Regions from separate parts of the Homo sapiens genome. Here region 1 is linked to region 2. A link is a contact called in ENCODE Hi-C or POLR2A ChIA-PET data. All regions are on one chromosome and are shown on one strand. Each heading gives the region's core, a stretch centred on a gene start or an enhancer-like site at or near the end of the contact. The rest is flanking DNA. Distances are from core to core; before and after follow the strand shown.

What was found. Hi-C counts contacts between places; a loop is a spot of excess contacts on that map. ChIA-PET counts read pairs that join two places held with the same protein, here RNA polymerase II (POLR2A). Pooled maps may share reads with other maps.
Region 1: a map with no recorded cell type shows a loop between it and region 2 (4-fold over the local background). The contact joins the enhancer-like site here to the promoter of SNX22 in region 2. A Hi-C loop is called at or near these places in 1 of 168 maps with a recorded cell type or tissue (GM12878), 18 of 37 single-sample maps with no recorded cell type and 13 of 50 pooled maps. POLR2A ChIA-PET finds 5 or more read pairs at or near these places in 1 of 52 experiments (BJ).

Annotation. Positions count from the first base shown.
Region 1 is chr15:63,878,943-63,882,885 of GRCh38, reverse strand. No RefSeq gene overlaps it. Among named protein-coding and RNA genes, the nearest start is that of MIR422A, 9.9 kb to the right of the region's middle. RefSeq lists an enhancer at 3,097-3,943. Within about 2 kb of position 1,250, at least 2 of the 41 ENCODE cell types and tissues checked have a DNase peak (open chromatin) inside an H3K27ac peak, as active enhancers do; they include GM12878, where a contact is called at or near this core.
Region 2 is chr15:64,150,132-64,153,736 of GRCh38, reverse strand. It overlaps SNX22 (sorting nexin 22), which reads right to left and starts at 2,006. Exons shown (of 7, transcript NM_024798.3): 1 at 1,887-2,006; 2 at 1,411-1,494; 3 at 995-1,099; 4 at 398-492; 5 at 53-85. The coding sequence starts at 1,961. RefSeq lists enhancers at 1-57, 81-310, 3,238-3,347 and silencers at 1,301-1,680, 1,881-2,320.

The sequences.
Region 1 (3,943 bases), core at 1-2,500, 270 kb after region 2:
CCTAGCTGTCCATCCATGGGGCACAGCCAGGTGAAGAACCCTCTCCCCACACTGCCTGGGGTCACTGACCTCAAGTTCAAACCCTGCTTGGTGAAGATGATTCTGCTGATGATGCCAACGTTCAGGTCAGCCTCAGCTGTTCAGAGCATGTCTACCCACAGGCCATGCTGTAGCCAATGTGGTCAAAGCCAGCCCCAGATAACCTTCTGGGAACCCTGCTCTAGGCTCCAGCTTTGGTATTAGCCAGGGTGCTCAGAGCTTGGCCCAAGGCTCTTGGTGCAGTGGCTACTCTCTAGGCCTTGCTGTGGAGCAGCTATGGCAGGGGCAGCCTCCTCAGCCTGCCAGGCCTGAGGGAGGGAGGAAGGAAGGGAGGAAGGAAGAAAGGAAGGAAGGGAGGGACAAAAAAAAAAAACCCAAGCAAATATTGGGGCTCAGAACACAATATCCCAAAATATGGCACTCTAGCACTCTGAGTTATTTGGACTGGAAGGGATGGGAAGGGCCTCAAAAGCAAGTCTTGCTGATCCTCTCCTGCCTTCCTTTTTCTTTCCCTCCTTTCTCCTTACCCAGTATTGCCCCTGAAAGAGGTCATAGAAACTAGAACTCCTCTCCCCAGTGCAAGCCACGAAACCTAGAAATGTCACTCTCTAACCTCTTCCCATCTCCCTGGAAGACCCTCATACGACAGGGGTCCTGCCCCTTACTCAGGAAGGAAAGAACGCTACACAGAGAGGCCGTAGAGAAGCTGAACAAGAGGCCTTGCTGTGTTCTGCCTTCAGTCTATCACCATTAGAGCACACCCTCTTTCCAATCACATTTCTACATGGCTGTCTGTTCTTTATTGGACCTAAGCTTAAAAATACACAGTTTTCCCTTTGTCTCTGGATCTTCATTTCTGAAGCCTCTCGCATCACGTAAAACTTAGATTAAATAAATGTGTTATGCTTTTCTCTCGTTAATCTGTTTTTTGTCATGGGGGTATTGGCCATGGACCTTGGAATGGGTGAGGAAAAGGTACTACACCTCTTTGCCCTACAAAAGCAGGCTGGCAAGTAGGATGGCCCAGCACCTATTGCATGCCAAGTGTCTTCACTCAGGCAGTTCCATCCGTGTCTAAACAACCTCGCACTTTTCACTTCCCCACTTTGGGGATGAGGAAGCTGAGACTCAAAGGGGCAGATTATTCGTCTTAGATCACTCAGCTGGCAAATGGAAGAAATAGTGTTTGAAACCACAATCTGTTGCAGCCTCCCAGATGGGTACCTGCCCACCAGAAGGTCTTATGCCTAGTGTTCCATTATTGGAATGCTAAGCAGGTGGGAGTTATTTATATCCTGCGGCTCAAGGTCATCACCAAGGCCTGATTTTTCACACACGTCTGCAATTCAAATTGTAACCTCTGGGCCGGGCACAGTGGCTCCTGCCTGCAATCCCAGCACTTTAGAAGGCTGAGGCAGGTGGATCATTTGAGGTCAGGAGTTTGAGACCAGCCTGGTCAACATGGTGAAACCCTGTCCCTACTAAAAATACAGAAATTAGCTGGGCATGGCAGCCTGTAATCCCAGCTACTTGGGAGGCTGAGGTGGGAGAATCACTTGAGCCTGGCAGGCGGAGGTTGCAGTGAGCTGAGACCACGCCACTGCCCTCCTGTGTGGGCATCAGAGTGAGACCCTGCCTAAAAAAAAAAAAAAAAGTAACCTCTTAAGCTCTCTCCTTAGCTTCTGGGAAAAATGAGTAGGGGAACTCATTCACACTAGAATTCTAATATAGGTTAATAATATCCTCTTTCCCAGGGGGCTCCAAGATGTGGACCCAAGTCTCACCTTTCTCTATCTCCCTCACAGCCAGTCATGACCATGCGATGGCCTCGGACCGTAGAAAGTAGTTTAACTGAACTGTTTCTCTTGGGAATTTCCCCTAAAGCTGAGGCATTTCCTTCTAAGTCTCACTGGAAAGTTCCCAAGAGCCCACGAGGTCAAGGCTACAGTGAGTGATATTTGCACCACAGTGCTCCAGCTTGGGTGACAGAACAAGACTCTGTCTCAATAAATAGATTAATAAATAAATAAATAAATAAAGTACTGAAATCTGTATTGGCAGGTGCATCAAGACGTAGAAACTCTCCTTGCTCATTTTGGTTCTGTGAACTTCCAAGTACCTTTGAGAACCCCCAAGGAATCCAACTCGATTTCTTTCCTTTCAACTTAACCCATTTTCTAAATACCGTGCATCTCAGCTCTGTGCTAAGGTGCTTGGATTGTGCTGAAGAAGTCATAATCTCCATCCTTAAATGGTTGTACAAACTAAGGAAATAAAAGCCTCTCAGTGGATGGTATTTAGAGATGAAAGAATTATATACAGGAAGGAAAAATGTAGAGTGAGGCTTCCCAACTGGGCAAGGGACCCTCACAGGCTGTTACTTGGGTCCCCCAGTGTCCTCTCAAGTTTTGCCTAGGATTGGGGTCCCCAGGTGTGCTGTTGGGGGCCCAGGCCCCACAAGGGTAGCTCTCTGAAGAGGTCCATTTGTCCCTACTGACTCTGAGGGCACAGCTGTTGAGATCTGGGTCCCTGGGATGAGCATCTTGGGAGCTGCCTCTAGGCTAGCCTTCTCTTGGTGTACTCCCTCAGCATTCCTGGAGCCTGGTTGGGGGCTGGCCCTAGGGAGCCCGCCCCTGCCTGTGCAGAGTTGCTCCTGGCCCAGGGGAGAGTGAATGCATTGTGCTCAGGCCTCAGTAAGAGGCAGCCTTGGCAACCAGAATCCTGAGGGAGGGTGTGCCTGGCAGGTCCCCTATGGACTCAACCAGCCACTGTCCTCATCACCAAGCATTAGTTTGGACACTAGCTGCACCCTGCTACCAACAAGAGATCAAAGAATCATGTCTGGGACATAGAGTCCAGAGACCTGGGCTCTAGTCCTGGCCCTGTCACTAATTCTCGGGGCAAACTTGGTCATATTTGTTACCTCATATGTGCCAGACACTGTGCAAGATACTTCACATACTTAAGGCCAGGCACGGTGGCTCACGCCTGTAACCCCAGGACTTTGGGAGGCCGAAGCAAGTGGATCACCTGAGGTCAGGAGTTCAAGATCAGCCTGACCAACATAGTGAAACCCCGTCTCTATTAAAAATACAAAAATTAGCTGGGCCTGGTGGCACGTGCCTGTAAACCCAGCTACTCGGGAGGCTGAGGCAGGAGAATTGCTTAAACTCAGGAGGTGGAGGTTGCAGTGAGCTGAGATTGCACCACTGCACTCCAGCCTGGATGACAGAGGGAGAACATCTCAAAAAAAAAAAAAAAAAGATACTTTACACACTTTTTTAAAAAAGCATTTTCTCTCTTATCACGTTTTCTGTCTCTGGCCCTCCCATCTCTTCATCCTGCAGAGAGGCTGGACTTGGTGAAAGGAGGAGGCAGGAGGAGGCCTTTTGGCTGAACAAAAGGCCTACCCCGTGCCCCACCCCCACCCTAGAGGCATACAATCATTGCCAGCTGAGCCACTGGGCCCAGGGTTTCCCCAGCCTTTATGGTTGGGTTTGCATTGAGGCTTCTGGTTCCTGGGGGAGTCTGGCTGCAGAGTGGCCCCATCGGATGCTCTCAGATGTCCCCTCCCACCCACCTGCAATGGCCCCAGTCCACACACTGTGGGATGTTTTTATTCTTTCCTGCTCTCCTCTTCTCCCCTCCCTTCCTCTCTCTTTTTTCCTGTCTTTCTCTCTCTTTCCCTTTCACAAGCTGGGGCTAGAACATCAACTTAAGGAGGAAAACACAAATAAAGGGCCTTCCTCAGGGAAAAACCTGATCAGAGGAGACTCTGTGCCTGGAGCCTGTTTTCTGCCAGCTGTCAGGGATTCTGTAGGATTGGCCTCTCCCAACCCGGAGCTCCCCAAAGCCAGGTTCCTTCTCCCTGCTGCTGTCCTTTGGCTTGGAGAGTGGGGACCTG
Region 2 (3,605 bases), core at 757-3,256:
ATGGCCACTAGGGGGCAGCAGGGGCCAAGCGCGGGCTAGGGCTTTGACTTGCCTGCTGTCGCCAGGCAGGAACTCCCTCAGGGTGCTGAAGAGAAGAGAAACACTGTAAGCTGCCTGGGGATGCCGGGGGAGCGTGAGGAAGGGGTGGAGACACCAGAGCCCAGAACTGCACCTCCCAGGGGACCACTGCTTCTATTTGTAACAAGCCCCAGTTCCGGAGGTGGCGGGGGTAACCAAGTCTGTCCAAAAAAAAGCCCCTCCACCCAGGTCAAGAGAGCTGGTGAGGGCGGTCATGCTGGATCCTGGCAGATGTGAAAAGAAAGGGCTTGCCCTCCAACACCTTTCCTCACCTGCTCACTGCTGACAGCCCCTGGCCCCCGCCATCGGCCCCCCTTACCCCCAGTTGCTAGCCTTGGGGTCTGTGGGGAAGTGCCGAAGTCTCAGGAATTCCAGTAACTCCTTGGGCACCTCCTGGTTCAGGTACAGGATGCCCTGGAGAGGACAGAGGAGACCTGCAATCAGACCCAGCTACTAATTTGCATAGCGCAGTGCCAGTGAAAATGCAGGGCTCTTTGTTCCAAAAAAAGAATTTCACGACAATGACAGCAGAGCGTTGAACCAGGCTCAGGGCCCTTCTGGGCGCTGGGCGCTGTGTGCACAGGTTGTACCCCATGACGCGGCATAGCTTTGCTGTTGGGGGAAGGACCCTCACCCTACATGCCATCAGGAGGGCAGCACAGGACCTCACCATGGAGGGGACAGGACCTGGGTTTCATGGAGCTGGGACTACCTGTGTCCGTTACCTCTTTCAGTCCTTTCAACAAGCCAGAGGGGGGTGTTTGGACCTATATTAGACTCAGAAAATTGATGCTTGAGGTGGTGAATAACATCCCCAAGTTGTGGGTTCCCTCCCTGCCATGCCCCCACACCTCTCTGTCTGGGCCACACCCCTGGCACAGAAGGCCGGGGGGCAACCAACTGTGCTCTCGCATACCTGGATGTAAGCCTCCAAGCCCTGCCGGCGCTGTTCCAACCCTCTGGTCCTCCAGTTGGGCAGGCGTTTCGAGGGGAAGTCGGGCACTTTGTACAGCTTCTTGATCTACTGGAGGTTTACCGCGTGCGATCACAGCATCCCGACTGAGCCCTCAAGCCCTCTTCGCCCCAGCCAGAAGCCCTCCCGCGCCCCCGCCTTCGGGCTCTACTGGGACAGACCCTGGTGAGTGGTGGACCGGCCGAGGGCGAGGAAGGCCCCAACCCACCCACAGAGGCCCGGGGGCTGACCGGCTGCGCAGGGACTGAGGCAGTAATGGGGGTGGCGGAGGCTGGGGCTCGCCCGCCCGCCTCACAGGGCCTGGGCGGGGGCTGGACAGAGGCTGGGCCGGGGCCGGTGGGAGGTCGGCGCCGCCTCACCCGCTTGTGCAGCGCGTGGAACTCGCTGTAGCGCCTTGGCACCGTGTGTCTGCGCCCGCTGCACAGCACCTCCACTCGGAACACCTGGCGGCGCGGGCGGGCAGCGGGTCTGCGCGTGAGGCCCCGCGGGAGGACGCCGCAGCACCTGCGCCTGGCGACGTGCCCACCCTCCCGCTCTCAAAGGCACAAAGCGGCCTTGCGGCGCCGCGGCTGCCCGGGGACTCTCCGCTCCCGCACACCTGGGAGAACCGGCTGGCGGACCTGCCCCTCGGAGCCCTGGGGTCCCTCAAGAGCTCGAACCATGGTCCGCGAGGCTGGCAAATCCAAGCGGCCCCCAAACCCTCGACAAGGTTTCCCCCGACGGTCCAGCCCGCAGCGCTCGTTCACCCAGGCCCGGGCCCCGGGTCCCCACTGAGCGCAGCGCGGGGAAATCCTGCGGGTCCCGGCGCCCCTCCCCATCCAGGGGCCGCGCTCACCATGTGGCTTTTCTCCGGGCTCTGCCTGGGCCCCTCGGCCTCGGGCCCCACCGACGGGATGTGAACTTCCAGCATCCGCGCCCCGGCCCCAGCTGCTCCGCGCGCTCGGCTCGGAGCCCTAACTCTCCCGGAGCGGACTGAGGACCCCGGGGCGGCCGGCTCCGCCCCCTCGGTCCGCAGGCCCCACCCCAGGCCCCGCCCCCAGGCGACCCCGCCCCGGGCGTTCCCTTGCGCCGCGGGTCCTGAGCCTAGAAGATTAGGCGGGACCTGGACGCCGCCCCCGAAGTCTAGTGCGCCCACAGCGCGGGGCAGTGGAGTCAACCGTTTGTCAAACATTGACGGAGCACTCACTGATGCCAGGAACTGGCGAGCGAAAATGTCACCCAACCTGAGTTAAGCGCCTACCAAGGACGGCCTGTGGCTCCAGGCGCGGACGGAGGCGGGGCCCGGGCCTCAGCGCCGGTCCTGGGGCCAACCAGGGACCTGTCTTGGGTTCCTCAGTCCCTTCCCGAGCCTTTCCCTCCTTTCAGCCTGGTCCCTGAAATTGTGATCTGGATTCCCCGGCTGAGGCCACACCTGAGCAAGGCTTGGACCCAGTCCAGCTTTGATGCCCCTTTCCCCAGCATCCACAGGCCCCCCCATTCATTCATTGTTTTCATCCATCCATTCACTCATATCTTCCAACCCTAAGGGGCTCCAGGCTGTTTGTGGGGAAGAGGCAGTTTAGGGACCTAGACTCCGATTTGGACGTCAGACTGCCTGGATTTCAGGAGCTCCGTAGACCTTTGCTCATCTGCAAAATAGGGATAACGTGGCTCCTTCAGGCAAGTGTATAAAGTGAGATGATTTGGCCGGGCGCGGTGGCTCACGCCTGTAATCCCAGCACTTTGGGAGGCCGAGGTAGGCGGATCACCTGAGGTCAGGAGTTCGAGACCAGCCTGACCAACATGGTGAAACCCCGTACCTACTAAAAATACAAAAATCAACCAGGTGTGGTGGCACATGCCTGTAATCCCAGCTACTCAGGAGGCTGAGGCGGGAGAATCACTTGAACCTGAGAGGCGGAGGTTGCAGTGAGCCGAGATCAAACCATTGCACTCCAGACTGGGCAACAGCAAGACTCTGTCTTAAAAAAAAAAAAAAGTGAGATGATTCATGTTAGGCCCTTAACAGAAGCATTGAGCAGCAGCTTGACTGTGGGCTTCTCCTGGATGACTAGGATAAGTGGGCACAGGGCAGTGGATGGGAAGAGAGACTTTGGGGGGTGGCACCGGGTTGCTCTTGTCCACCCCTCCGGGCAGGTTCTTCCTGGATATGTGGCAGGATTTTGATCCAGAACTCTCTCAGGCCATGTGCTGGAAAGGACCTCTGCTCCCACCTCTCAGCCCTGCACCCTTCAGCTGTCGGAGAGCTGCTATCAGCAGCACCATGGCAGGTCCTCTACTCCACTGACTTCCCCCACAAAGGCCCCGTGACATGCAGAGAGGCGAGGCCCTGCCTTCCAAAGCTCATACGTAGTGGGAGGTCTTGGGGTGGGCAGGAGGAAGCAGAGTGCCTGTCTTCGGGGCTGGGGTTGAGGGGACTCACCCCTCCCCTGCTTCTGCAGAGACGCCTCTGAGCTGGAGCAAAAAACCTCCATCCCCAGCCCTGCCCCCAGAGAAGGGCTGAGATGACGACCCCAAAATGGGGCAAACAGGTCTCACCAATATCATGTCCCAC